Linked DNA regions of Homo sapiens: region 2 is linked to region 1. The links are chromatin loops, found by intact Hi-C in ENCODE. Cell type or tissue: Calu3. All regions are shown on one strand. Links, peaks and the distances in the headings refer to the core of each region. The heading gives the core; the rest is flanking DNA.

Region 1 (15,471 bases), core at 7,034-11,033:
GTCACTGAGACTCCTGGTCGGTCATGAGCTCATCTTTGTTCTGGAATAAGGCAATTATTCTAAATGGTCTTTAAAATTAAAAATAATCATTTTTCTAATTTTTTAATATTTTGGCTGGGCATGGTGGCTCATGCCTATAATCTCAGCACTTTGGGAGCCCAGGCAGGTGGATCACTTAAGTCCAGGAGTTCAAGACCAACCTGAACAATATGGTGAAACCTTTTCTCCTTTAAAAATACAAAAATTAGCCTGGTATGGTGGCAGACGCCCGTAGTCCCGGCTACTGGGGTGGCTAAGGCATAAGAATTGTTTTAACTTGGAAGGTGGAGGATGCAATGAGCTGAGATCATGCCATTGCACTCCAGCCTGGGCAACACAACGAGACTATGTCTCTCTCTCTATATATATTTTTAGAGATGGAGTCTCGCTGTGTTGCCCAGGTTAGTCTCAGACTCCTAGCCTCAAGTGATCCTCCTGCCTCAGCCTCCTGAGTAGCTGGAATTACGGCCACCCCACCTGGCCCAAATGGACTTTAACAGTATTTCCTGTTGTTACAGTGGAACAGCAAAAAAAACGAATGTAACTTACTTCATTTTTGTTTAAAGTGGCCTTTACCCATTCCTGCACATAGGATAATTTTAGAGCACTGATATAAATATGCAAACCCAGCAATCATGTAGTTTTAAAAACTAACTCTGGGATTAAAGAAGTAAACAACTATGTTTTGTTAAAGATTTATATGACCATTGTAACCTGACCAAGGACAGAGTAGTTCCCAACCTCTTTGGACTCTTGTTGGCACCCAGATGTCTGCAGTCTCTGGTCATCTTTTGATCTCAACTCTCTCCCCAACTCTCTCCTCTTCCCCATATCCCACACCCATTAAAATCCTCCAGTTAGCCTGAAAAATTTAAGATTGCACTTTAGAACACTAGTCACCATCTTCATGGTGTTACTGGCTTTCCAAATAAACCACCTTTTCCTCCCATCATCCCTAATCTCTTGAGTCTGGCTTTTAAGTGGTGAGCAGCCAAACCTGGGTTCAGTTACCCTGTGGCACTCATCTACCAAGTCTCCTATAAATGGAAGATCTGGCTATGTTCAATGAGGTGTTTAGATCGTATTTAGATCACATGAGTATCACTTCCTTGGAACTTGCCTTATCCAGGAGTTGCTGTGTGTCTCTAAAGGGGCTTTCGTGGTATATCTCTTGTGGGGTTGGCTCAGTCTATAAACCACCCTCAGCTCATTCATTCCTTCAAAATGGAAGCCAAATGACTTCACTCCTTGGTTCTCAAGCCAAGCCACCAGAGTCCTCGTCATATAGGAAGGGATACATTTTTTCTTGGTCTGAGTTGAGCTGGTTGTGAAGCTCGTGTCAGGAGTAAGCGTCTGTAAAATTATCTTGCTCCTATTCCACACAACACACAGTAGAAACACACAGCAACTCCTGGGGGTTGAGGACTTCCCAAAACCTTCACACAGTCTCCTGGCTTAAATGTCCTACTTTGATTAGGATGAAGGAGATGGAAAGGGAAGAGTGAATGGAAATAGTTCTCTCTTGGCTACAGGTAAGCTTTGTGCAAACGTAGGCACAAAGGATATGTTGCCTGGCAAAGACCTTTCTGCCTGATTTTGGGGACAATGTCTCCTTGTGTTGGTGAGCTGAGAACACAGGTCCATTTTGCCAGGACTGTGGGCTTCTAGGGAGGAGCCGATTACAAGCTTGGCTCCAGCTGGCCTCACAGCTTCAGGGAAGGCAGTGTGGTGGGCCAGGAATCAGGACAGGACATCTGGTCTCTAATAAGTTTACTTTTTCTTTTCTTTATTTTATTTTATTTTTATTTTTATTTTTATTTTTTTGAGGCAGAGTCTCGTTCTGTCACCACGGCTGGAGTGCAGTGGCAGCATCTCCCCTCACTGCAAACTCCACCTCCCGAGCTCAAGCAATCCTCATGCCTCAGCCTCCGGATTAGCTGGAATTACAAGTGTGTGCCAACACCCCCAGCTAATTTTTGTACTTTTTGTAGAGACAGGGTTTCTACATATTGGCCACTCTGGTCTCCAACTCCTGGACTCAGGTGATCCGCCTGCCTCGGCCTCCCAAAGTGTTGGAATTACAGGCGTGAGCCACTATGTCTGGACAGTTTACCATTTCTCAACTGCATGAAACTTGGCTGGTTCACTGGATATAAAATTAGCCCCATAGTCCTCATTATGACTCGTGTCTCAGGTTGTGATGAGATCAAATGAGATAAATATGTGAGTTCTGAAAAGTAAAATCACCAGCATGTGCTATTGGTAGAAACCAGCATGCCAAATTTGGCCTAAGTCTAATAGACGCATAGCCCTTCCTCTGCCAATACTGGAATAGATAATAATAATTTATATAATGAAACATCCCCAGGCAGCTGGATTGAATCCCTCTGTTTTAGTGATAATTATCATTTCAATTTACAGTTTATCAGGGTTCCAGTTCATTTCATTCTCTGCTTAGTGGCCTCTTACCATTGAAGATTAAATTTGGAATTTTTTTCTAATAAAGTGCCTTCTGATTTAGTTTCTATTTTATTTAGTTTATTTACTTCACATGATAAGCTCTTTAACTGGTGATGTATTTTTTCTTTTTATTTAAATTTCTGAACAGGCAGCTTGGGAATTGGTGTTCACATATAGTTAAGTGATTTCTATTCTGAGATTCTTTTATTTCTTTCAGCATTTTTAAATGCTGTCCTTCAATTGGCATTTAGAAATAATGAAAATAATAGTAGCTGAAAGCACATCGCATGAGGAGATTGTCAGGCTTGAGAAGATAATGAGAACATTAAAGAAATACAACGTTTAAAGGTCTGCAGTGGTTGTCAAAATTATAAGTTCGATAAATACCAATATTTAGTTGTTTTCACCACTGGCTGATGGACAAAATGAAGGGGTGAAAGAAGTGAAAAATTGTTGAAGTGAAGCACCCTGCCTGTCCTAGCTGGGTGATATGCTATTGTCACAGTTATTTAAGGTTGTTTTGAATCACACAAGAGAAATATTCAACAGAATATATACAGTCAGCTGAGAAGCTTTGAACTAAATTAGTAACTAAATAATAATTATTAGTTATGATTTTAAGATAGATTTAAAGGAATCTTCACTGATCTATTCGGTTGAAAAAATTTTATGGAGAATTATACCAATTTGGCTATTATTTTACAATGTATTTTCTCCTCCATCACCTGGGGATGTATGTAGGAAGGACATTAATGGGGAAAATAGAAAATACACATTTTTAGTGTAACCCTTCTTTATCTTTTTTCTTTTTTTTAAGACAGGGTCTTTATCTGTCACCCAGGCTGGAGTGTAGTGGTGCAACCAGAGCTCACTGCAGCCTTGAACTCCTGGGCTCAAGGGATCCTCCTGCCTCAGCATCCCAGGTAGTTGGGACTACAGGTGCTCACCACTGTGCCCAGCCCTATTTATAATGTAGCTCTTTTAGCAGTCTTCTAATCTGATTTTGGGGGCCAGTTAGCACTTCATATAGGGCTTCAGACTACTAGTTGCCCTATTTTATTCAAAAAAGGCAAGTAAAATCCCATGGGTTTAAAACTTGGATGTGCTACTATCAGAGAGGGCTAAAATCACTTGACTAAACCAAGAAAACCACTTTGGTCAAAGTAAACATAGCTAATTAACTCCAGAGTTTAAAGGAAATGCTTACATTTTTCCTAAGCAGTGTGATGATAGCTGGTTTTAACTTTTGATTCTAGCATATGTAACTTTAAGATTACAAATATCAAGCAATCAACTAAATTAAATTGTAGTAACTTCTCAGTTGTTGGAACTGCATTTTCTATTTATTTATTTATTTATTTATTTATTTTAAGACTGGATCTTACTCTGTCGCCCAGGCTGGAATGCAGTGGCGCAATCACAGATCACTGCCGCCTTAACCTCCTGGGCTCAAGCAAGTCAAACACCTCAGCCTCCCCAGTAGCTGGGACTACAGGTGCATGCCACCATGCCTGGCTAATTTTTTTTTTCTAGTAGAGACAAGCTCTCGCTATATTGCCCAGTCTGGTCTCAAACTGAAGCTCAAGTGATCCTCCTGCCTCAGCCTCCCAAAGTTCTGGGATTACAGGTGTGAGCTACTGCACTCAGCTTATTTTCTCTTTTTAAAAGAGCAGTTACTGGAATAATGTGAATGGTTTAGAACATGGCTTATAGGGGTCAGCTGCTTGCTGGTTTTACCTTCGATGTTTCAGCATGTCTCTGGGCCTCTTGGAGAACAGCACTGACAGAATGTGTAGCCTGGGGAATCTGTCCATTGGGCTGGGTGGTGCCTGTTTTAGGTCCTGAGAGGGAAGAAGTGAGAAAAGAAGAGTGAGCAAAGCATTTTCAACATTCTTGAAAGTCGATCTGAAAATACAAAGCAGTTTGCATCTCTAAAGCAAAGAAAGATACTTGTTGGCTAGTTCTTACAAAAAAAACAAAAATAAAAACAAAGCAAAGAGAGCAACTCACAGGCATGGCATGGTACACAAAACCTTAAGAAAAATCTGAGGTTCTGTGACAAAACTTTATATGAGATTCAGCAAAAAGATCAGGAAGGTGAGTACGGTATTTGATAAAGCCCACTGAGGAGGGTCTGGACTAACTGGGATCCTGGAGAGTAACAATATGTTTTACTTTTAAAAACTTTTCAGTAATTGAAGAATAAACCTTGAAAACATATTTTTAAAAATTCTTGATTTTTTTAAAATGTATTTATCCAGTTTCACACCACACTGAGTACAGGTACAGGAACAACTCTTCAACATTGTCCTCAACAAAAAGTACATTGGACACAGAAACAACAGACAGAAATTCGGGCAAAATGTGGGGGTCCTTGAAATAATCTGGAATTAGATGTGGTTTTTCCCCCCAAAAGTCCTGGTATGCTATTTTATTTTCCTGCCTTTTAATTTGTCCTTTTGACACAGAACTTTGACTCATGTTACCTTAAAATGTGCTGTCCAGGATTGGGTGCAAGACATCAAAACACCAGGGCATAATCTTATTCTTGGTGTGAACAGTTTTCTGGGCACTAATGGAGCCTTGGACTGATATAATGTTTGTACTTTGATAAGAAACATCTACCTACTAGCTCACTGTAAACAGGAGATCAACACCTCATCCACAGAATATCACGAAAGAAGTGGTCAAAGCTTTGTTAAAAGGCGCTTAAAATAGATACAGGGCTCCAGCCTGGGTGACAGAGCAAGACCTTACCTCCAAAAAAAAAAAAAAAAAGCAAAGAAGAAAAAGAAAACAGGCCAGGTGCAATGGTTCACGCCTGTAATCCCAGCACTTTGGGAGGCTGAGGCAGGTGCATCACGAGGTCAGGAGATCAAGACCACCCTGGCTAACACGGTGAAACCCTGTCTCTACTAAAAATACAAAAAATTAGCCAGGCATGGTGGCGGGCGCTTGTAGTCCCAGCTACTCAGGAGGCTGAGGCAGGAGAACGGTGTGAACCCAGGAGGCGGAGCTTGCAGTGAGCTGAGATCCCGCCACTGCACTCCAGCCTGGGCAACAGTGCGAGAGAGTCTCAAAAAAAAAAAAAAAAAAAAAAAAGAAAGAAAGAAAGAAAAAAAGAAAAGAAAAAGAAAACAGATGTTATAGGGGTGTGTGTGTGAGGGCTGGGCTGAGTCGGGGAGTTTGAGCCTGATCATCAGGTGAGAAACATATTCTGAATGCTGTGTACAAAGTCCTGTTTGTATAGATGTATTGGATACATTTTGAACTGGAGCACCAAGCTTTGAATATGTGTTGGAATTTCTCCTCCACTTAGTACCTGTAGATGGCTGAGCTGGTGCAGCTGCATTGACTGTCCCCAAGTTTGTCCACCGAGAGGCAAGTCCAGCCTTTGCCACAGCCCGCTGGTAGTTATCATAGAGAGTCTTCCCATACTGGGGAGAGAACACAAAGGAAGAAGGAAAGGAATCCATGTATCCCAAATTCTGCACTCAATTGCAATATACATATACAGAAGAAATAAATACTCCACGGCTACTCTGTTCACCACTTGTCTGAGTTGGTTTTTTGGATATTTCCATTAAAATTTAACAAATACACATTCAATCATTTTCCAGATTAACAGAGTCAGTTAATTTTTTCACCTACATATTAGAGAAGAGCTTTGCTCAGTTCTGATTACGTGTGTCTTTATGTAACTCGATCACAGGTTCCATCTTGCGTTTTTTAATTGCACACTAAGCTTGCAATACTCGCCATGAGTAAATATCCGGTTACTGGAGAGGTTCGTGTTTCTATCGCTCCTCCCATTTAGAAAACCCACTGGGCGAATAAACCTGATAATGTCTGTGGCTGAACCCAAGGGTGGGCCAGCTGTTTCACAGTACCAGGAAGGCTGTGCCCAGGTCAGGAAGTTGGCTGGCAAGTTCAAGACAGGGTGAAGTCCGAACGCTCTCTCACCTTGGCTATCCGTATTCCCATGACCCACTGGTTAAGGGTTCTTGTGTCATCACAGCAGAGATACTTGATATACTGGGACTCCTTCTGAATTTGGGGGTGCTAGAAAGAAGCAGTTTCGAGACAATGTATTCACTTGTCATGTATTAGGAGGTCAAAGCACCTGTCAGGAAATTTAAAAAAAATCTCTAACAATATATGTGATTTATGTGGCAAAAATTACTGGTTGTAATGTTAAGATTAGGAAGATAACTTTTAAAAATGACTAAATTTTGAAAGGATTTAAGAAATTTGTTATATGTTGGGAGGCCGAGGCGAGCAGATCACTTGAAGTCAGGAGTTCGAGATGAGCCTGGCCAACGTGGTGAAACCCCATCTCTACTGAAAATCCAAAAAGAAAAAAGAAAAAAAGAAAAAGAAATTAGCTGGGCATGGTGGCGGGTGCCTGTAGTCCCAGCTACTCGGGAGGCTGAGGGAGAATTGCTTGAACCTGGGAGGTGGAGGTTGCAGTGAGCTGAGACTGTACCACTGCACTCCAGCCTGGGTGATAGACCAAGACTCTGTCTCAAAAAAAAAAAAAAAAAGAAAGAAAGAAATTTGTTTTATGATTTATCATAAGCACATCTTTTTAAAAAAAGTTTTTAGAGGCAGAGTTGTCCTGGCTGGAGTGGCACAATCACAGCTCACTGCAAACCTTGAACTCCTGGGCTCAAGAGATCCTCCCTCCTCAGCTTCCTGAGTAGCTAGGACTACAGGTGCACACCACCATGTCCAGCTAATTGAAAAAAACGTTGTTTTTTTTTTTGGTAGAATTGGAGTCTCACTATATTACCCAAGCTGGTCTCAAACTCCTGGCCTCAAGCAATCCTCCTGCTTCAGCCAACCAAAGTGCTGGGATTACAGGCATGAGCCACCATCCCTTGTCTGTAAACACTTCTTACTATATTATCAATAATAATTTTCATTTATGCCTTTTTAACTTTTGGAAGCTTTTCACCTCTATCTTGTCTCTATCCCCATGAGAAATCTGAGCTGCTTTTCCATTTGTCAAATAAGGGAACTTACCTGAGATAATTCTTATGTCATAGAATTAATGCCTATGAGAATTGTGGGTTTATAACTCCCAAAACCTGGTTCTAGGGTTTTTTCTGCTTCCAAAAATTCAGAGTTTTGTGATGACCTTTCCTTCTTAACTGCTATGTGCTGCCCAAGTGGGCCAGTGGCTTCCAGATGGACACCCTGGAGAAGGAATATTTCTGTCTATTACACTTAGTGCAAGTAGCACTAAGCAATGGTTCCGGTTGCTGAACAGGCCTTCCAGGAGCTCACAAAGAGAAGAAGGAAATGGGCAGGTGTGAAAGAGAAACTCCTTGCATTCCTCCTAGTCCTCATTGCTTCTGTTGTTTCTGGTTTAATTTTTATTATTTTTTAAGACAGGGTCTCACTCTGTTGCCCAGGTTGGAGTGCAGTTGTGCCATCACGGCTCACTGCAGCCTCTAACTCCTGGGCTCACGCAATCCTTCCACCTCAGCCTCCTCTGTCGCTGGGACCACAAACATGCATCCATGCTTGGCTTTTTTTTTTTTTTTTTAAAGAAACACTCTTGCTATGTTTCCCAGTCTGGTGCTGAAACCCCGGGCTCAAGTGATCCTCCCACCTTAGCCTCCCAAAGTGCTGGGATTACATGCGTGAACCACCAAGCCCAGTTAGTTTCTGTTTTATGTGTCTGTCTCTGATAGACTGTGTCTTCCATGAAGGTGGGAACTACATCTGTCTTATTCACTGCTGAAGACCCTCAGTGCTTAGCACATGGCCAGCGCATGGCAGGTATTCCAGTCCAGATGTCAGAATACTTGAAGAATCAAGAAACAAGCACAATATTTCCTGTTCAGTTAGAAATCACCGTCATCAGGCGAGGGGCCGGCAACCAAACATAGGTTCTGAGATATTAATATGGGCCATGTAAATTTTCATGGGTCATTATAAGGTTTATTATAATACATTTTATTATGTAGAAAAATAATTAACCACAAGCATCGTGTGTGTGTGTGTGTGTGTGTGTGTGTTTGTGTGTGTGTGTGGTATGGTACCACCTCTTTCTTCTTCCTCCTGTCCTCAGAGGATTCATTAATCCTGCTAGGATAATCCTCATTTGCTGGTGGTGCTGAAAGTGGAATGGAAAGCCAAGAGAGCTGGAAGCATCTATCTGCTCTTCAGTTGGCAGGAAAGGAGGGAAGCTGTCCAATTCCTCTCTTAGGGTATTGCATGGACCTCTCCACTTCTCTTTCGCTTTCCATCTTAAATCACTGACCTCCAAGGAAATGGCTATTCTCAAAGTTGTTCTAAGCAAAGGGTCTCGTGTCTTTAAACTTCAGTTGGAATCTGACTGGCAGCGTCTAGTCACTCTGCTAGACTTTCTAATGACTCAGCCAGCAAGAGCGTGTGGGATTGTAATCTTTGTCCAGAAAGGATAACAAGACCTTTATAGACTCCAAGAGCTTGACGAGAGTTTAGTAATTTTTGGTTTCACAAATGAGAAAACTGAGGCTCAGAGAGGTTACTATATATTCCTCCCTGTGACCCCACTAGAACCTGGGGGTCTCCTGACTAACCACCTAGAATTTCTGTGTTTGTATTAAGCTATTAAACCCAAATCCCAGACTTGGAAGAGACTACGGAAAAATTCAGAAATGATTTTTTAAAAATTCCTCTCTTTGGTCTTTTCAGGCAACTGAGGAAACTCTACTCATATTTTTGTCTTTAAATATGTATTCTCTATGTAGGTCACTCGGCCTCAGAAATTGCATCTCCATTGCTCGAAGAACGGTCAATTCCTATTTGCTTGGGCATAGCAAACAGGAACACAGACATTCTCTCTACCGACGGTGAGAACTTCACATCAGGCTCCTGAATGTTGCTGTAGTTTTCCAGTCTAGCCAGCAGATGACAGCAAACACTTTTGAATGGCTGCTGGGCATTTTACTGTTTTGGCGGTTCAATGCTTACTCCCTCATTCTGAATGTTAGATTTTATTTTTGCAAATGTTACTCCAATAATGATCCTCTTTGGAGGCCCTTAAAATTGGAAATATCTATCAACTCAGGTAATATGGCCCGATAGCAAAAAGGATTTGTTTTCTTAATTAACCTGAAGGTCATATTGATGAAAAATATACTAAAGCCAACACTTATTGGCTGGAACATGACAGCCCACAAATGCCTCCAGCATTCCCTTCAACAATAACATGTGCAAAGCCAAACCAATGCCCTTGTCTTTCAGCACCAGAAACACGGCTCTCTGACCTACAAACAGCATTTGTGTTCTGATTGTCATGTAAGAGAGGCAAGCATTGGTCTCTTCAGCAATTGAATGTTTATAATTGTTCTTAGAAAGCAGCTATTCCACCCACCCCCCACTCAGACATTTAAAAAGCTGACATTGTTACCTTCAAGATAATCTATTATTGTTTTTGGTAGATGTCACGTGAGAACCAAGTTTCCAGAGCAGACTAAATCTCATCGTGTTTGCAACAAAATGCACAAAGCAACTGCTTATATAGAGTTAGCCATTTAACAAGCACCCTAAACAATTTCTTAAGAATGTTATTCATTGAAATAGAGCAAAATGTAGTCACTCCCTTAAAGAAAATGACTTTTGAACATAAAACAGCCCCCTGATGATGGGGTGATAAACCTTGCTATAGGTCAGGTCTCACCAAGTTCCTTCCTTACACTATATGTGTGCTATGGATGTATACAGGAGGATTCTATGACCTCTAAGGTCTCTAGCAATCCTCAGATTTTATGGTTCTAAGATGAGCTACCTAATGGGAAAAAGCTCCTTTCTGGCTCCCTTGGTGATGCAGAAATCGTTCAGCCTTGCAGACATTATAGAGCAAGTCACTGGGCTTGTTCTCCACCGTGTCTTGAGACTTTGCCAAGGAGCTTATTGCCTAACCGAGCCTTTTGCTGAATAATCATTTGCAAAGAGGTTTCAGGAAAATGCTGGTGCAGTGTCACTGGCCAGGCTCTTTCGCAATTGATTTGATTGTTCCCGATCATAAAGAGAGAGAAGCTCTCTTGGGACATGAGAACAGCACACAGAGGTCAGGGCGATTGTGGACTGTCACTGCTTAAAGGGCACTTATAGACCCTCTGAGCTTACGAAATGAGAAAACAGGGTGAGAGAGGGTGAGCAATTTATCCAAGGCCAAAGGTAGTGAAAGAACCAAGGTCCTGTTTGTTCAATAAATATCTCTGGGTGCCAAGAAATATGCTAATTCCTAGGTACATTAAGAGGAGTAAGAGAGGCAGGGCCCCGTGGCTCACACCTGTAATCCCAGCACTTTGAGAGGCCAAGACAGGCAGATCACTTGAGGCTAGGAATTTGAGATCAGCCTAGGCAACACAGTGAAACCTTGTCTCTACAAAAAGTACAAAAATTAACCAGGTGTTGTGGCACACACCTGTAGTTCCAGCTACTAGAGATGCTGAAGTGGGAGGATAGATGGAACCAGGTGTTCGAGGCTGCGGTGAGCCATGATTGTGCCACTGTGCTCCAGACTGGGCTGGAGGAGACCCTACCTCAAACAAACAAACAAAAAAACAACAAAAAGAGGAATAAGAGAGCTCATGTGTTAATTGGGCAATGCTCCCTGGAGGTGTTTTAGGGAGAGATGTATGTAAACACCTGATGTAATCAAATCACATATGTAATGTGATTATGAAATAGTATGTTCCATACTAAAAGTTTGAAAATGGGCCAAGAGAGGGTCTTTGGAAGAAGCGACAGAATGCTGTAATATATTTGGAGAACATGGAGAAATTCTGTATGGCTGAGGTCTGGAAACCATGGAATGAAGAAGCAGAAATTAAGCTGGTGTGGAATCTGAGTAAAGACCCTTGAGTCAAACTAGAATCTAGACATGATCCCCTGGGCAGTGGGGGGCACTGGACATTTTAAAACAGCACAGTGACACAGGAAGTCACTGGGGGCTATGAGGAAGATGGATCTGGAGTGAAGAATAAGATCGAACTGAGGGAGGGCTCAATGGGAGATCTTGATGGGAAATAGAAGAACTTGCTCATAGATTAACGAGAAATGGGGACAGGAAGAAAATCAGGCATGCTTTTTCTGTTTCTAGCTTGGTAGAGTAGGTGGATGTTATGGGTTTAATTATCTCCCTCCTCCTAAAAGCTATGGTACTCACTCCTGGTACCTATGAATGTAACCTTATTTGGAAATAGGGTCATTGCCAGATGTAATAAAGTTAAGATGAAGTCATCCTGATGAAAGTGGGCTCTAAATCCAAAGAGACTGGTGTAAGCCGGGTGTGGTCGCTCACACCTGTAATCATAGCACTTTGGGAGGCCAAGGTGGGTGGATTGCTTGAGCCCAAGAGCTCAAGATCAGCTTGGGCAACATAGCTAAACCCCATCTCTGCAAAAAATACAAAAAATTAGCCAGGTGTGGTGGTGTGCACCTGTAGTCCCAGCTACTTGGGAGGCTGAGGCAGGAGGATCACTTAAGCCCAGGAAGTTGAGGCTGCCATGAGCTGTGATCATACCACCACACTCAGCCTGAGCAACAGAGTGAGACCCTGTCTCAAGAAAACAAAAAACACCAAAACCGACAAAAAACAAGCAAACAAAAACAACCACCAAAATGACACGTTCTTATAAGAAGAGAAGAAACAGACACAGACAAAGACAAAGAAAGAAGATAGTCACATGTTGAGGGAGGCAGAGATTGGCACACGCAGCTGCAAGCCAAGGAATGCCAGCACTGCTGGGAGCTGCCGGAAGCTAGAAGAGGCGTGGAGGCATGGAACAGATTTTGCCTCTGAGCCCTCAGAAGGAACACAACTCTGGTTTTGATTTTGGACTTCTGATTCCAATATCACCTTGATTTGGGACTTCTGGTCTCCTGAACTCTTCAATAAATAAATTTCTGTGAAGTTATCTAGTTACCAGCAGTTTGTTACAGCAGCTCCAGAAAACGAATAGAGTAGGTGATGGTGCCATTCATCCTTGAGGGACTGTGGAAAGCAGGGGGTGGAGGAAATGTTGAAATCAGTGTGCATGATAGAGGTACCCCTTGGACATGTGGTTACTGCACGTGTGGAGCTAGGGAAGAAGGTGAGACTGTCCACTACGGATTAGGAATTATTTGTCTCCAACACAGACAATGGTTGGAGCTGTGGCTGTGAATGTGATCTCAGCGAGAGCACGGGGAGTCTGGTGAGAACTGAATTTAGGACCCTGGAGAGCATTACAGTGTGTAGGGAAGGAGGAGGCACCAGCAGAAGCAGAGTAGGGGTCCAGTTTGAAGACCATAAAATGAGGATGCTGTCATCAATGCAAAAGATGCCATGAGGACTGGAGAAAGCCACTATTCTTTGGAAATCTTAATAATAGCAGTTTCCACAGAGGTGCAGGGAGAAGCCTGCTAGCATGCAAACTCCACAAAGCCAGAGGCCTTTGTTTTGTTTACCGATGTACCCCCAAGTCTGAATAAAGAAAATTCAAAAGATATATGTATACATTCGTAGAGAAAGGGTCTGCCTCTGTTGCCCAGGCTGGAGTGCAGTGGTGCAATCATGGCTCCCTGCAACTTCCAACGCCTGGGCTCAAGTGATTCTCCCACCCCGATCGGCCACCTGAGGAGCTGGGACCACAGATGTGCGCCACCATGCCCAGCTAATGTTTTTAAATTTTTTGTAGAGACGAGGTTTCACAATGTTGCCCAGGTTGGTCTTGAACTTCTGCTTTCAAACAATCCCCCTGCCTCGGCCTCCCAAAGTGCTGGAATTACAGGTGTAGGCCACTGTGCCTGGCTGAAAGGAATGTTGTTGAATGAATGAATTAAACTATGAGAATAAAAGTTGAGGCCGGGTGCGGTGGCTCACACCTGTAATCCCAGCACTTTGGGAGGCTGAGGCAGGTGGATCATGAGGTCAGGGGTTCGAGACCAGCCTGACCAACACGGTGAAACCCTGTCTCTACTAAAAATACAAAAATTTGCTGGGTGTGGTGGCGGGCACCTGTAATCCCAGCTACTCAGGAGGCTGAGGCAGGAGAATTGCTTGAACCTGGGAGGCGGAGGTTGCAGTGAGCTGAGATCGCGCCACTGCACTCCAGCCTGGGCGACAGAGCGAGACTCCATCTCAAAAAAAGAAAAAAAAAGTTGAGGACATGGAGGGCATCATCACTTTCTCAGGAAGTCTGAGTTAAAGAGAAGACAGAGGTCAAAGGTGCTGCTTGAAGAGGTGGGGCAGATACCACTGAGGGGAGTGAGTTAGAGCCCCCAAACCAAGGAATATTTGAAAATGTCTGTGGCCCAAGGAAAAGAGAAGAATTGTCTGCAGAGGGTTTGAAGATGCTGAAGCCAAAGGGAGTGGCTGACGATGTGGTTCCAGAGGCCACGTTGGAGATAGGAGCCTTCTTCCTCTGAGATGGAGAGTCAGGAGGTAGGAGAGTTACTGCGTGGGATAAATTTAGAAGTAAACAGGAAGTAAACTGGGACGATTCAATCCTGTTCTCCGTTTTCTTTCTTATCCTTCCTTTTTTTTTTCTTTCCTTCTTTCTTTCTTTCATTCCTTTCTTTTTTAGAGGTAGGTCTTGCTCTGTTGCCCAGGCCACAGTGCAACAGTGTGACTGTGGCTCACGGCACCCTGAAACTCCTGGCCTCAAGCAATCCTTCTGCCTCAGCCTCCTGAGTAGCTGGGACTACAGGTGTGCACCACCACACCAGGCTGATTTTTAAATATTTTGTAGAGACGGGGGTCTCCCTATGTTGCCCAGGCTGGTCTCGAACTCCTAAGGTCAAGTGATCCTCCTGCCTTGACCTCCGAAAATGCTGGGATTACACACATGGGCCACAGTGCCCAGCTAATTAAGCATTTCTTTAGAGACAGAGTCTCACTCTGTTGCCCCGGCTGGAGTGCAGTAGTGTGATCATAACTCACTGCAACCTTGAATGTGGGCTCAAGGGATCCTCCTGCCTCAGACTTCTGAGTAGTGGGAACTATAGGTGCATGCTACCACACCCTGCTGATTTAAAAAGTTTTTCTGTAGAGATGGGGTCTTGATATGTTGCTCAGGCTGGTCTCGAGCTCCTGGGCTCAAGCGATCCTTCTGCCTTGGCCTCCCAAAGTGCTGGGATTACAGGCATGAGCCACTGTGCCTGCCCTGAACCATGTTTTGAAGGACACAATGGTACAAGGGGCTTTGATCTGTATTCCATCCATCCATCCATCCATCCATCCATCCATCCATCCACCCACCCATCTGTCCATCCACCCATCCATTAATCTATCCATTCATCTGATATGTATTGAGCATTTACAATGTGTCAAATATCACTCCAAGCTCTGGAACACAATAGTGAACACAATAGAAAAAGTCCTTGCTCTCATGACATTTATATTCTACTATGGGAGAAAGCCAATAAAAATACAAAACACTAAAGTAATATAATTTTTCATTGTGAAAAATACTGTAAAGAAAAATATAGCTGAGTAAGGGGTAGGAAGCAGGTGAGCGACGGGGCGGAATTCCAGCGCTCCTTCCATGACATTCCACTACTTCCTAACGGGCCTCCATAGAAACATAACTTCTCCTGGAAGATATTTACTTCTGCCCCATTGCATCTAGCCCCAGAATGGAATGAGAAAGAATGCATGAAGGAACGGCTTCTATCCACGCACAAAAGTGCCTTTATGAGGGCTAAGGAAACTGACCGTGAGTGAGACTGGGAAGCCCCGCTGGACTGCAAAAATGAGTGAAACCGCAGTTGGACGGTAAGGGGATGGTTTCCCCTGACTATGTTGCCCCTCCCCTGAGCCACTGCGGTACCCACACATGGAAAGTCCCCCCGGACTCACACTCAGGTTTCTTACCACACTGGGTCCTTCTGTGGGAGGCTTGCTTCTGCATGGGCCTATGGAGAGCACTGTGAGTACCAAGTACCAACGGGGCTGAAACACGTGAGGCCAGCAAGGGACAAAGAGAG
Region 2 (15,471 bases), core at 6,386-10,385, 290 kb after region 1:
GCTCACTGGCCTGGGGATCTCATCTGGGCCAACGAATAGTCTAGCTCAGCTTCTGGTCTTTCTCTGGCTCTGACACTGGTTGTCAGATACATTTACGACTGGAATTGAGGAACTAGAAGCAAAGGCAGTTCATGGTCAGATAACTACCCCTGGAGAGAAGACTAAAGGACTTAATGAGTAATAACAGCATTGAGGTATTGGAAAGTTCCCTCCAAAAAAATACCTCCTTGCTTTGTAGAATGACCCTGGAGTCAGGACCCTGGGCTATAAAGCAGACATAATAGTTAAGGGGGAAGCCCTCAGGAGCCAGATAGTATGGGTTTGCGTTCAGGTTTCATCACTTCCTGGCTGTGTGACTTTGAGCAAGTTACTTAACCTCTCTGTGCCTAGATTTCCTCAACTAGAAAAGGAGAATAATAATATGTATTTAGGTGAAGTGCTTAGAACTGTGCTTAACATGCAGTAAGCATTAAATAAGGTTGGCTTTTGCTATGGATTTCATCTCTGTCATTTGTGAGCTTGGTGACACCGTGCATGCACGTACACATGGCCATTCTATACATTCCATCATGTTCTATGGCTAGATGTCTAATTCGGATAAACTCAGCTTTGTCAGTAAGAATGCCTGATGGGAGAGGAAAACAGCTGTCTTCCATGTCTGGCTGTGGTGTTTATCTCTACGTGGGGGCCTATTTGTCTTTTTAGAAGAGAAGCTGCCAAGGCCCCCAACTACCTGTCACTGAATTCTCTGTCCCACCTCCCTCTCAGAGGCATAAAGATGGCAAAAAGCCCTGCAGATTGATTCGATGACATGGACTTGATTTCAGAAATGTTGGCAATTTATTTAAAAAAAAAAAACAGCCTCAGGTTCATTTCAAAATGTTTTGCTGTGGGATTCGGTCATGCGGCTTCTGCAGTTTGTGTAAGTTGGAGAGAACTGAATCCCGCAGGGCTATTTTAAGACATCTCCCTGTGCTCTTATTTCTGCCTCAAATCCATAGGCCCCAATCGCCACTGCTCAACCTTCTAGATTGATTCTTTCTCCTCTATATTCTGTGTTCCTGGCACCATTTTCCTTCCAGGCCTCCAGCCTCCAAACCTCACTGTTGTCCTTAGTTTCACTCTTTTCTTCCCCGTCTCTATACCGCCCCTTACAGTTCTCTCTCCCCCTCTCCTAGGTCCATCCACTTACTTCCTTCTCTGCTACTACAGCTTAGGTCACACTCAGCTTCTTTCCTGTCCTGCACCTGGACGTTCCTAAGAGCTTAATAGCTTCTAGTCTGTCCCTGGCTCCCGTCTCCTCTCTAATGCAGAGTTAATGCCAGAACACAGGTGAGATCACATTGCACTTCTGCTCAAAGCCCACTACGGCTCCTGCAGCAAAGGTTTTCCATGGGTTTTGTCGCCCCAAGGAATCTAATGCTCTCCACGCATAATGGCAGCCACACAGCAGTGACTCCCAGCTCAGGGATCTATGTTTCGTGGAAAGAACCCCCGCAGATTCTGACCTGGCTCTGCGGGCGGGCCCTGGGCTGGCCAAGACTTCTGCACTTTCCACCCATGACCTGGCCACAGCTGTTAAACCATGGCATCCTCCAACCAAACGGGTTTGAACTTTCTCCAACACACTGTGCACTTTCACACTTGTGTGTCTCTTCAGCCTGAATGCCCTTTTCCATTTCTGCCCGATGAAGTACCCTGTATGCTATGATGCTGAGCTACAATGTTGCCCTGCTTGGTGAAAGCTCCCTGTAATCACAGAAGGAAACATTCCTTTCTCTGTGCTCTCCAATCAGCTCCCACGTCTGTCTCTCCAGCCTTTACTTCCTTGCCTTGAATTTTAATCCACTGTTCATTGACAATCTTCCCCACTAGATTCTGAACTCCTTGAAGATAGGCTTTATATCATACTCGTCTTTGCACCCATGCAGTGCGTTGTGCTGTGGCTTGCCTATGACAGAGGTTCAGCAATGATCGAATTAAATCCTGAACACCTGGCTCTCAGGGCAGGAGTGAGAGCAACTGGTGATGCAGCAGAAACTGTACCAGCACCTTCAGCTGCGACTTAAAGCCTTGAGAGTGGAACACATCAGAGGATGATTACGGTAAGCAGCAGCCTGTGGGCAGGAGAGACTAAAGACGCGTCAGTCTGATGCACAGAAGCCGGCGCGGTGGCTCACGCCTGTAATACTAGCATTTTGGGAGGCCGAGGCGAGCGGATCACTTGAGGTCAGGAGTTCAAGACCAGCCTGGCCAAAATGGTGAAACCCCATCTCTACTAAAAATACAAACAAACAAATTGGCCAGGCATGGTGGCGCATACCTGTAACCCCAGCTACTCAGGAGGTTGAGGCAGGAGAATTGCTTGAACCCGGGAGGCAGAGGTTGCAGTGAGGCAAGATTGCGCTGCCACACTCCAGCCTGGGTGACAGAGTGAGACTCCATCTCAAAAATAAATAAATAAAAATAAAAATAAATAAAAATACAATGCACAGAGTCATGCTCTGGAGTCTCAGGGTTTGTGGCGTGCCCTCTCAGCGGCACCATCTCTCGACATTCTGACAGTGCTAGCAAGGAAGAGAGCTGTTTTCTGAGAATTTGGTTGGTTCTTGAAGGGGATGCCAGAAAGGGCTCCAGGTGTTTGTGCCATTTTATTTATTTATTTATTTTTATTTTTATTTTTTTAGAGATGGGGTCTCTGTTGCCCAGGCTGGAGTGCAGTGGTGCCATCATAGCTCACTGTAGCCTTAAATTCCTGGACTCCAGTGATCCTCCTGCCTCACTCAGTCTCCTGAGTAGCTAGGACCACAGCCATGAGTACCACCATGCCTGGCTAATTTAAAAAAAACAAATTCTTTTTGTAGAGATGGAGTCTCACTCTGTTACCCAGAAGGGTCTTGAACTGGCCTCAATGATCCTTCCACCTCTGCCTCCCAAAGTCCTGGGATTACAAGCACCGTGCCCGGCCCCCTTGTGCCATTTTGTATGAGAATGGCATTCAGGATCCTCTGTGACTACTAAGGATCCTCTGGATTTGGGGACAAGAATTGACTACGGATTTCTTCTACTTTTAGGGTGAGTTCTAAACTTTGGTTTGCGGAGCTTGGAAAAATGTCATTCCCTAAGTGAGACACATTTCTTTCCTAAACTTGTGGCCATACACATTATGTGGTTTCCACTGGTCTTCCAACTGTATTCACTTAGAAAGTATGCCTTTTGCTAATAAGTCAGTGAGAGAGGGGTATCCTCAGTTAAATGGGTGGCTAAAGGGGATTCTGCTCAGAGTGGAACACCAGCAGCCCCCTCATTTTTAGGACTTCATATATGGTTATTCCATTTGAAAAGTTTAGTTACAGTACAGTTTCAAGAATTGCGGCAATAAGAGGAAACTCTGTGTTCCCTGATGAACGTTCTAAGCTTTGCTCTCAAATAATAGTCTTTGGTACAGAATCGTGTGGGTGTTTATTTTTCTAAGGCTCAGGGTAGGTAATTTAGTGAGTTTTTAAGTGGAGGATGTGCCAGGACTTTCAGCACTTACAGTTGCAAGTGGCATCAAAGGTAAAGTAACAGACTTTTTGTGCCAGTCAGAAACTCACAGAAGAGAAAGTACTGTACATAGGCCACCTCTCTTGAAAGCACATGAATTTAATTATTGTTCTGATCATGTGAGCAGGCACCTTCCAAGTTGTTCTCTCTCTCTCTTTTATTGTCTCTCCCTGTTTACTTCATTGCCTCTTCCTTAAGCTTCTGCTTTCTTGCAGATCTTCAAGATGGAAAGGGATTAGGCCTGAGAGAAGCCCCAAGGGTCCAAGAGCAGAGGCCTGGCACTGGCTGACCCTGGGAGGGAGACACACCTGCCCTCATCCACTGGCATCTAAATGGGGCCCTGCAATCAGAGCTTGGGTGGCTCCAGGTGCCTTAACACCGCTGTGCTCAGGCCAGGCTCTGACCCCAGCCATCAGACTCAGGGACAGTGACCCTTCTGACATGGGCCTTAGCTGGTGTATCCCAACTCTTTTTTGCCTTCTTTCCATTAATTTGGTGGGATGCTCTTGACTCCAGCCCAGTAACCATACCCCTCTCTTTCCACACTCACGGGTTCTCTGTGTATTTTGGGCCTGGGTGTCAGATCGCACCCTCTGCACAGCCACTCTGGCCTGGGCCTCCCACATGCCCAGGGCTCACAAGTGCCTCTGTGCTCCATCAGCGTCTCTCCTTGTCCTGGAACAGAAACTGTGCCAAGATATCTAGTGGCAGAGCCAGTGTGACGCTTTTGCTGGGCAGCATCTGGCGACTTGGCAGGGGATGGTGGGCATTTGGCAGCCTCTGATGAATTCAGGCTTTCTTGGTCACTTGGAGTGCCAGAGCTCACCACTGTGTCTGACCTGCCATGTTGTGATGAGAGAACTGGGCTCCCCTTGCATGTGGTTCAGAACCAGAGCCTGTATTTTGCATTCTGTTGTTCTCTTTTCTTTGGACCTGAATGTGCTTTATGCCAATCAGATATCACTGCCTTTGTGTTTTTCAGCTTTTCTCAACAGTCTTCTGCGTAGGCTCTAAATAAAAGGTGCTTTGCAGCATCAGTCGGAGCTGTGTCAGAGAAAGGTTATTACGGGAATGAAACATGAGATGAGGCTATTGCTAGTATGTTTCACTTTAAGTGAACTGGCCATCTTAGACCCCAAACCCAAACTTTCAACATTGATAAGTTACAAGGTGCTTATTTGCTTTGAAAAATTATTATTTTTTTTAAGCAGTGGATATTATCCTTTTATGAAACATGAAAGCTATAAATCTTCTCCCTAGTAAAACGTGGGCTGCCTGTAGGTTTTAAACAATTTTTGTGGTTGGTTCAGAGATCCCAGGAATAGACCCTAGACAGGAATCTCTATGTCTGAAAGAGATTCTACCTGGGTCGCTTGATGTGTATTCTGATTTTTCTGTTGTTTACACATAATATTTACATATTTGATTTTTCTGTTGTTTACCCACATTCATGAGTGTAATACCACATAAGGCAAGGAACACAAGCACTGAATAGAGTGAGTTCACTCAGTATTCCAAAAGTTCCTGGAAATTGACTGTAATTTGTGTTTCACAGTTAGCTTTTAACACTTTATGTTGTTAATAAGAAAAATGCAACATACCTCTCCACGCCACTCAGTTTCCACTTGTGTTTTCGGGACATCAGTAATCCCCCACCCCAAGCTGCCTGAAAAAAAATCATATGAGGAAAATGGTAGCAGTTTGTCATTGCCTAGATTTCTATAGTCTGGTGTCTTTCTAGGTGAAAATGATCTTGACCCCAGGCCACTTAGGAAGTTGACCACCTCCTTCTGGCACTAACCTTCAGAGTTTACACCGAAGGGCCCTTCTAAGGTCTCAGATTCCATCCCACATTTATATGGGTGTAAGGAGCCACCTTGGAGGCATAGCTCCTGGTCCGTAGAAGAGAGAGAAAGACCCTCTCCCAAACCTATCACCAGCACCATTAGTCCTCATGAAGTCATGTTCTCAGAATACGAAACCCTGTGGTCCCCACAGTGTAAGGCAGAGAAGATGGGCAGGAGGGCCATTAAACAGCTTCCAAGTTGCAGGGAAAACTCTTTTGACAAGTCTAAATGATTCCAGAAATAAGAAGTGGCTTCATAACTCTATTTCACTGATGTGTGATTTTGGATAATTTCTGTGTCCAAAATTCACAAGCAGGGAAGATTCATACCAGTTAATTAGCTGAGCAGTTAGAACACGTCTTAACAATTTGTACTTGATCAAGGTTGAAGATTTGAATTGGTGTAGTAATCTCCTTTAAAAATAGAATGCCAAGATGGAGATTCATTTGGAAATATTAACTTTCTTTCCTCTGTGTGTACAAATAATTCTAGGATAATTTTAAATGGATTATAAAATTCTTTTATGATATAATCACTTCCCCCCACCTTTTGTTGTAAGTTCAGCCCTCTTTTTGTTTTGTTTTGTTTCTGAGACAGAGTTTTGCTCTTGTTGCCCAGGCTGGAGTGCAATGGTGAGATCTTGGCTCACTGCAACCTCTGCCTCCTGGGTTCAAGCAATTCTCCTGCCTCAGCCTCCCAAGTAGCTGGGATTACAGGCACCCACCACCATGCCTGGCTAATTTTTGTATTTTTAGTAGAGACGAGGTTTCACCATGCTGGCCAGGCTGGTCTCGAACTTCTGACTTCAGGTAATCCACCTGCCTCAGCCTCCCAAAGTGCTGGGATTACAGGCGTGAGACACTGCACCTGGCCCAGTTCTTTTGCACTTTGAAAAATTATGATTTTCCAAACGTGTACTATTTTAAGATTCTTTCTACTTTATAGAATGTATGAATGTTAAAGCTAATAAGAGTAAGTGGTAAACTTGGTATGTTTCAAAGAAAAGCTAATAAAACTGGTTAAAAGATTCCCTAGTTCTAATTTAAGTAGGAGGCCCAGAGGAACAACCCATAGCTTCTGCTGGCTCAGGACACACAGACATTCTCATTTTTGAAGTTGCCGGGTAATCCTCTTCCTGAATCAGCCAGCAAGGTCTACCAGGATTTCCAGTCCTGAGGCCCAGGTCACTAATGATATCGGATAGTTCAGTCTTTTCTCAGTGTCTTCATGTGTAAAATGAAAGGGGCTCTGGTAGCCTAATGAACGACTCACACTGTGAATCAGGGAGGATAAAGAACATTGGTGATTGCTCTGCAGGAATACTCTGGAATAATGGAAATGCACCCAGCTAAGCCTGTGGAAATTTTCTGCCCCTAAAGAAAAGAACATTAATGAGGCCAGGTGTGGTGGCTCCTGCCTGTAATCCCAGCATTTTGGGAGGCCAAGGCAGGTGGATCACCTGAGGTCAGGAGTTCGAGAGCAGCCTGGCCAATATGGAGAAATCCCATCTCTACTAAAATTGCAAAAATTAGCTGGGCATGGGTGCGCACGTCTGTAATCCCAGCTACTCAGGAAGCTGAGGCAGGAGAATTGCTTGAACCCTGGAGGCGGAGGTTGCGGTGAGCTAAGATCACGCCACTGCACTCCTGCCTGGGCGACAGAGCAAGACTCTGTCTCAAAAAGAAAAAAAAAAGAGCATTAATTTGGTCTGAATAATTATTATAAAGCCAAAATGATCTAAGCCAGGGCTAGATCATTGTTATAGCCCTGGCTTAGACCCAGTGCTGGCCCATGACAACATAAGGATCTTGCACTCGAATGAACATCAACTTATGCGTTCCTTCACTGAGAAAGTCTTGCAATGAAAAAATTATCAGCTGAGCCAAGCATTGCGCTTAGTTTGTGATGGTTTGTGATTAGCGATGGTTTGTGACTGATGATGGTTTGGCACAAACTCTTTATCTCATATGGATCATTAACAGTTTGCAGGTGGTAGCTAATCGTCAAACCACACTTTGAGTAATACTAATCTAAACTTAAATCCCTTCGGTCCTTCTAAAACTTAACACATTTTTTTTCATTGGAAAATGTTCTGGAGGGAACACCTTCATTATTTTTTAGTGTGACAAGGCCTGAAGTCAAAACGTTTCAAATATAATCTATCTTCTTAGCTGACCAAGCTACGAAATTGGAACTTTGGTGGTCCTTATTTCCCAGGAAGTTGTCAAGCCTATTTTCCTCTCTAAATACAGGAATATCTAACTTGAGCTTCAGTTTTTTGCTTTTGTTTGTTTTTAATTCTCTGGGTTTCCTACATAAATGCAACTCCTCTTTACTCTTCTGACCATTCTGGTAAGTGAGGAACAGCAGGACTGTGTGCGTAGGTTGTATTCCTCCATGGATGCAATGGCTCGATGAATTGAGAACAAAGTGGTCAGCTTGGGTACTGATCATAGAAATACAAATATTACCATGTTGGGGACATTAAGGTATAATCAGCCTTGGGATGCTTCTGGTGCACGGTGTGTACTGTGTGAGTTGTGTGCTAATTTGCTTCATCCAGCTTTAAAAGCTTTAATATCACCACTCTGAAAATAAGCTGACCAAGTTAAAAAAAGAGAAAACAAATTTCCTTTGTGTGTCCCACATGAAAAACGTGCAAGGACGTTTTAGTGGCCAGTCCCTAAGGGATACTTACATCCACATGCATCCAGATCTTATACTTTTTGCAAATGTCAGCGACAGCTAAGAGGGGGTCAAATGCTCCGTACACGGTGGTTCCAGCTGTGGCACTCACGAGGAAAGGAACAAACCCCTGTGCGAACGAGAAAGCCCCAAATCATGGAAAACAGAGTCAAGGGTTCTTTTAAAAAGCTGATTCAAAGCAATGGAAATTCTCTCCCTAACAGACACGTCTGAATTTGAGGAAGCAGCAGCAGAGTTACTGACACCCCGGGGTCTGGGACAAATTGATGTTCACTCTCTGGAATCTGAGTTCTCTAGGCTATGCTGTTGGACCTGACTGTGTCTTAAAAGAACAGACATTCTGATTCTCAGAAGAGGCTGTAGTGAACCCAGAGGCTGTCAGGGACGTCCCCGAGACATGTATATATTCCCGGTAGACTTTCTGGCCCTTTTAACCCCCTTTGCTCACTTTCAAGTGTTCCTTATTCACAACGAGGCCTCTGAACTTCATAAATCCCCTAGAGTGAGTAGGCAGGAGAATGAAGAGAAGTAGCTCTGACCAGCCCATTATTCCTATTTGGAAAATGCCCAGATAATTTATTTCACGTTTCAGCACGGAGCGGCTAAAATAATACGCCATGACTTTTATCCGTCTAACTAGTCCTCAGTCTCTCTGGCCATGGCTAAATGAAAACTGATTGAAGTAACGGGCTGGAAGAAGGCAGGAGAATGCCACAAACAGGATCGCCATAGTCCCTCATTCCATAAGGACTCTGTCCTGTCTATAGAACGTGATGTTATGGTGTCAGTCTTTAGGTGGCAGCAAAGGTTTAATCTTCTAGTTGATGTTACTAGAAGTAGTTCTAGTACTTGCACAAGGAGGGAAACCTTCTCCTGCTGCCTGCCACTTAGTAAAACAAAACCAAACGAAAAAGGGCATATGAACGTAAATCATTATTTCTGAGTTCCTAATGATAAAATGCATGTGTATGTTATTAAATCAGAAACTGTAGGTTATATCTACCAAATGGTAAACAAAGAATTCTAGAAACAAATTCTCTGATTTGTGAGCCATCCCAGGTTGTAAATGACTTTCTAGAGCTTTGGGAATCTTGGGCAGGCATTCAGAACTTGTTACTTCTGAAAAGAGTTCTAAATTGCTTCCTGCAAAATAAGACGTCTGGAGAGCCAATGCTAACAGCATGCACCTACACGGGAAAAACTGGCCCCTTTTGAAGAACTGCACCAGGGTCTCTCACATACTGCATTAGCATTCTGCTATTTCCCCGCCTCTGAAAATATTCTTTCAAATGTGTGGGTGTTTCATGCCAACCCTCAGTACCTAGGAAGACAAATGCTTTGGAAACGCTCACTGTATCTCTGTATATAATATTTATTCAGCAATTTAAACTTTTCTAAAGCAGAGCCTATAACCCAGAGAAATAAATAGTGACTGGATGCAGAATTCTATGTTCTCATTAAACCTGGGAGATTGAGGCTTGGATCCTCTTTTTAAAATAAAACCAAAACACATTTTGTTCTCCGGTGGATGGAAATAGAAATATGGGCTGGATAAAGCTCCCGGCAGAAACTTACTTTCTGTTTGGCTTCAAGAATCCTTCTTTCAAGATCAGATGGAATCATTTTCCCTCTGGAAGGAAAAAGAAATATAGATTTGCTTTGAATAATTTGCTTCATCGTCTTTACAACGTAAGTGGCCGCAGGAGGGTAAAGTCCAACCCCAAACTGTTGATAACAATACTCGGAGAAAACAACTCCTTGACTGCTTCCAGGAAGGATGCATTTACTTGCCTGGATGAGGCATGACTATCATTTCTGGCACGTTTTGCAGACTTGTGACCGTATTGTGTTGTTCCCTATAGAACGATTACCATGACCCTCTGCTGTGCACAGAAGCTTCTTATTAAGTCATCCTCTTAATTCAGTTAAAACAAGCCTGATTTGGAGCAAAATGTTTGGCAATGAAAGGAGAGTTCAGAGAAACCTTTTTATTCCAAACCTTTGAATAAACCGACCTGCAATTTCACATACCAATGAAACAGCAGGAAGAGAAAATCCATTCTGAAATATCTGGATGAAGATACTAAGTGAAATAGCTACCTAATGACATTCCAAGTGCTAAAAGCGTAAAGAAGGCCAAAAATTCATGGGCTCAAGTTTCAAACATCCTTTCAACCCTAAAAATGCTTCTTTCCTAAAATAAAAACACAGATACTGCTTTGCTTAATATTATAATAATCATGGTACGAGAGACAGAGAAACATTTTTTTTTTTTTTTTTTGAGACAGAGTCTGGCTCTGTCGCCCAGGCTGGAGTGCAGTGGCACAATCTTGGCTCACTGCAAGCTCCGCCTCCCGGGTTCACACCATTCTCCTGCCTCAGCCTCCCGAGTAGCTGGGACTACAGGCGCCCGCCACCATGCCTGGCTAATTTTTTGTATTTTTAGTAGAGACGGGGTTTCACCGTGTTAGCGAGGATGGTCTCGATCTCCTGACCTTGTGATCTGCCTGCCTCGGCCTCCCAAAGTGCTGGGATTACAGGCGTAAGCCACCGTGCCCGGCCCAGAGAAACATTCTTTAAGTCAAAATAGCTCTCTGGAGGTTGCTAACATAGCCAACTTTGCATCAGGGTCATTGATCTAGGTTTTTAAAAGGCTTTTTGGAAAAATAACTGATGGTAGAGGTGATTATCACAATCAGTGGTTGTGGGATGCTATTGGCATATAGTGAGCAGTGAGTGGGGTTTTTGGTATTTGTCATTGACTCCATAGTACCTTTGTGGCTCTCCCTGTGAGTCTAGACATACAGCAAGCACTGGACTTCATCACAGCTTCTAGTGCTGTCTTGCTTAGGCTTTTACATATTGAAATAAGTTAATTTATTACAAATTACTTCTATCACATTTCTTCATTTAAAAAAATAATTTGGGCATTATATAGTGAGAAGGGTAAGTTATATTTTTGACCCTTTTTTTTTTTCAGGCCAATAAAGGAGGCGTGACAAAATAATTGGAATATAAAGCAGACATGAAACCTCAAAGCATTGGGAATCACTGATTTAAGTGAAGCTGTTTCCCAAAGAAAGACAATTACCTGGGCAATGGTAATGGACAAGTTACCAGTGATTAGTTTGTCAGGCTGGAATGGAAAAAGGGGCATTACAGTTACATTTGATGCAAAGACTATGGACTTAGATTAGGGCAGCCTACCTTTGGGGAACTTCTGTGAGACTGAGGGGAGGGAAGGGAGGGTGATGTGGTTGAGGAAAGGACACAGAGAGCTTCTCACTCCTTATAAATCTTCCTACACTTCATAACTTTGCCTGGGGGCATCCCTTAAAGCAGTGATTTTCAACCTGATCAGATCAGGCTGTGCTAAAGCACCTTGCTCCAGCCCTGATATAAATAAAAAGTTCAAATTTCTGAGAAAGTGTGGGTATTATCTTTATCTTTTACATAAAGTTTAAAGCACATTAAAATTGCCATAGTATTTTTGCAGGTAAACAAGAAAACTGAGAGTGAGAACTCTTAGAAATTTTTTTTTGCAAATCTTGAATTTTACCCAACTTTACCAAAAGCTAAACACCTTTGCCTGGGAGAATTTTGGGTAGACTAGCTTGACAATCATTATTTGCTCATCAAATCATATCATACTTAACTTTTTTTAAGTATAAGGCAGTAAGATGGCACTGAGGAGTCAGAGATGAGAGTGCATTCAAATTGGAAGGGGCTCCAAGACATGCCTGATTCTAGTCGAACCTTCTCATTTTTCAAATAAGGCAACAGCCTGAAAGGAGAAGTGACTGCCCAAGATCAAATACTGGTAAAAGTCCAGGGAGTAACTCAAAATATAATCTAAGCTTCCAGAACAAACTCAAAGGTGCCAAACATATAGGAAACCTGTTTGGAAAGGTTTGATTATTTTAAGATAAGATAAATATTTTAAGCTCACATCTGACTTTCATGAACCAGAGGTGTCATACAAACCTGCCGGGAAAACAGTAATGAACATATAGTCTGTTTCTTTCCTGTATCAGCGAACTTTGGGCAGAAGGAGGGAGTAGGCTTGTCAAACCATGAACTCCAAGTGTTCACCTCTGGCAGATTGGAAAGGAATGGGGGTGGCTCTAGTTTTTCCTGGGCACTCTGCCTTCCAAAACTATATTTGTTTTCTCTACTTAGGACCCAGAGCCTGACATATGGCAGGTGGTAGATAAACATTTGTTGGAGGAATATGGCTAGAAGGGAAAGTTTAACCCAAGGCTATTAATATGTTTAACTTAATGTCTGACCAGATAGTGAATATGGACGCCTTGGGGGAGGAAACTTACCATCTTTTTCTCTATCTTAGAATTGGCCGGATTACCTTAGAACGCTGGTTCTTAAAATTTAGTGAGCATAATAATCATTGAAGTCCCGGTTTAAAATACATGGCCCCATTCTTAGGGATTTTGATTGAGTAGGTCAGCATAGGGCCCAGGAATTAATTCATCCCACAAATATTTATTGAGCACTTGCTATGTGCCAAGCAGTGTTGCAGGAACTGGGGTAGCAGGGTAAACAAGACAGCTTCTACTCTCCAGGGTTTCCATGCTATCAAGGGAGACAAATAATAAACTGATAAAAAGACAAATATGCACAAGAATTTGCATGTTCATCAGTCACCCAGGTGATTCTGATGCACGTAGACCTGGGTCCATATGTTAAGAAAAGCTGCTTGGGACATTTTAGCCTGGGAGGTATTTAAATAACTGTGGAACACACTAAGTACTTCTCATATGTGCCATGGTTTGGAGCCTTCAGGGCTGCAGGGCAGTGAGCAGAAGGAGCTCCAGATGTAGCCTTGTCCATCCTCTGACTGCCCATATGTTGCGGGGACAGAGACAATTGGGTGACAACCAACAGATTGTCCTCTGCAGATGAGAAGCTGTTGGATCAGTCCTGGCCTTTCTGCACAAGCATCGCCTGGTGCCTGGGAGGCTTTGGATGGCGACTGTTCCATACTCTTTGTGTGGTCTAAAAGTATGTCTATAACGTAAGCATATATCTTTAATAATTATACATCCAGCCTTTAAGCTTACAGTTAAGTGGCCACTGATGCTTTATAACACTGCTCTCAGTTAGTTGTTAGTGTTTAGGAAGGGACTGCTACTAAAGTCAGGGCCATTGAAACAGACTGCTGCTTTGGACAAGGTGTTTTGCATTGAGATCCTTGGTTAGCAGTAGCCTTTAAGAAGTCGTATGATGCTGGCCATACTCGGTGGCTCGCACCTGTAATCCCAGTAATTTGGGAGGCTGAGGCGGGTGGATCACGAGGTCAAGATATTGAGACCATCCTGGCCAACACGGTGAAACCTCGTCTCTACTAAAGATGCAAAAATTAGCTGGGCATGGTGGTGCACACCTATAGTCCCAGCTACTTCGGGTGGCTGAGGCAGGAGAATTGCTTGAACCCGGGAGGTGGAGGTTGCAGTGAGCCGAGATTGTGCCACTGCATTCCAGCCTGGCGACAGAGTGAGACTCCGTCTAAAAAAAAAAAAAAAAAAGTCGTATGATGCTATAGGATCAGATAACTCCCTTAAGTTGACTGGAAAAATCCCAGGAAGAACAACAGGTAGAATCACCAGCAGGAAACATCTTCTCTTTGTGGGAAGAAGCAAAAAGACACAGAATGTACCTTGGACCATGGTCCCAGTTTCATGCCTAATTCCCCATAGCTCCAAAGGGAAGAACTGATTATCTTACCAAAGAAAGCAGGTTACTGGAGAGTCTGTATTTCTAGGCAGGCTTGCAGATGGTCACATGTAGGGTGCCTGAGTCACTAGTTGACCCCGTTCATTGGCCCTGCTGAAACTAGAGATACTATCAGCCTTTCCTAAGTGAGTAGGGCTTAGCTCTATTCCTAAAAACGTGAGTGCAAAGAAGAAAGTATGCGTACATCCTTCCTGCTAGAAATTGACTAAGTTTACATAATAGCAGCACTATCAGCAGCAACGATAAATGACCAGTTTTAGAAGCAGTAACTGTGCGATCCCTGCTCCTCCTCCCGACCCTACAAGAGAGTTATTTTGCACTTACAGTGCAGATTAGGAAACCGAGGTTCAGAGAGGCAGTTGACTATGGTTAAAAGCTTGAAATCTGGGCCGGGCATGGTGGCTCCACGCCTGTTATCCCAGCACTTTGGGAGGCTGAGGCCGGCAGATCACCAGGTCAGGAGATCGAGACCATCCTGGCTAACACAGTGAAACCCCGTCTCTACTAAAAAAATACAAAAAATCAGCCGGGCGTGGTGGTGGGCACCTGTAGTCCCAGCTACTCTGGAGGCTGAGGCAGGAGAATGGTCTGAACACGAAGGCAGAGCTTGCAGTGAGTAGAGATCGCGCCACTGTCCAGCCTGGGCGACAGAGCGAGACTCTGTCTCAAAAAAAAAAAAAAAAAAGCTTGAAATCTGGAGATGGAATAGTGGGTTCCTGCCACAGATCATATATGCTAACTGTGTGTACTTGAAGTTTAAGTTCTTCTTTTTACTCATTTATAAGATAATAGTATTTGTCTCAGAGGATTTGTATGAGGGTTACATAAGATAGTAAGTATAAACAATATTAAGCAAACTCTGCCTAACATTTGGTAACCACTCAATGTGTGTTTGACAGTCTAACATTGTTACATTGTTATTAGCAGTAGTATTGTTATTGTTGTTATTAGCATTATATGACTTGCAGAATGTCACACAGCTAGCAGGAGGCAGATTTCAAATCTAGAGCTGTCTGATAACAAAACCTAGATTCTTGGCACTGTACAACTACCCCGACTTAACAAAAAAACTTTTCAGGTTGACTTCTAGGATTGTAATGACATATGCAAAATGTCCATGTGGTTTTCTGGAAGCCCCCTGGATTGAGCGGTCCAGTGACCCCAATTACTGCTATCAGCATTGGCTAGTAAATAATAAAAGCACGTAACCTCACCCTAAAACATATTTGAGGATGTTGTTCTACCTAGTGTAGCATTCAAACGCAATAGCAGTAAAAAAAACCTGCTAGTTGTTTGTTTATATTTGCTTTTTAACTAGTCAGTGCTAGGCAAAACTATCCTATCAAGATGGCAAGGAGAGTTAATGGATGCAGGTGAATTTTCAAATTGCACAGACTGCGTAGTGACTACAGAAACTGCATAGACTGACTTGGGGAAAAAATTGTTGAAGATGAATTGCACAGGAGCAGTAAAAATTACCAGAGATTTCTCCTGGGGAAAAGAGCTCCCCGTGTCTTTACATAGCTGATACCAACATGGGTAGCCTGTCTTAGGCCCCTAAGATAAATAAACTAACAAAAGTCAAAACTGACCATTTAAGAAGTACTTGTATTACAAAACC

Evidence for each region. Peaks named below come from ENCODE experiments on the same cell type or tissue, not always from the same donor. Only the 100,000 strongest peaks of a DNase experiment are listed, where the experiment ranks them.
Region 2: a loop joins it to region 1, with 3 times the contacts of the local background. A loop is called at or near these places in 2 of 110 quality-filtered maps.

The regions. Positions count from the first base shown.
Region 1 is chr10:26,551,195-26,566,665 of GRCh38, reverse strand. APBB1IP (amyloid beta precursor protein binding family B member 1 interacting protein) reads right to left here. Exons shown (of 15, transcript NM_019043.4): 12 at 6,463-6,561; 13 at 5,822-5,936; 14 at 4,237-4,340. Among named protein-coding and RNA genes, the nearest start is that of LINC03028, 20 kb to the left of the region's middle. RefSeq lists an enhancer at 15,210-15,471. In Calu3, for the core only: a CTCF peak has its summit at 9,380 (motif pointing right); DNase peaks (open chromatin) are centred at 9,395 and 10,415.
Region 2 is chr10:26,263,377-26,278,847 of GRCh38, reverse strand. It overlaps GAD2 (glutamate decarboxylase 2), which reads right to left. Exons shown (of 16, transcript NM_001134366.2): 9 at 9,675-9,729; 10 at 8,092-8,208; 11 at 5,148-5,212. Among named protein-coding and RNA genes, the nearest start is that of GAD2, 54 kb to the right of the region's middle. In Calu3, for the core only: a CTCF peak has its summit at 8,842; a DNase peak (open chromatin) is centred at 8,897.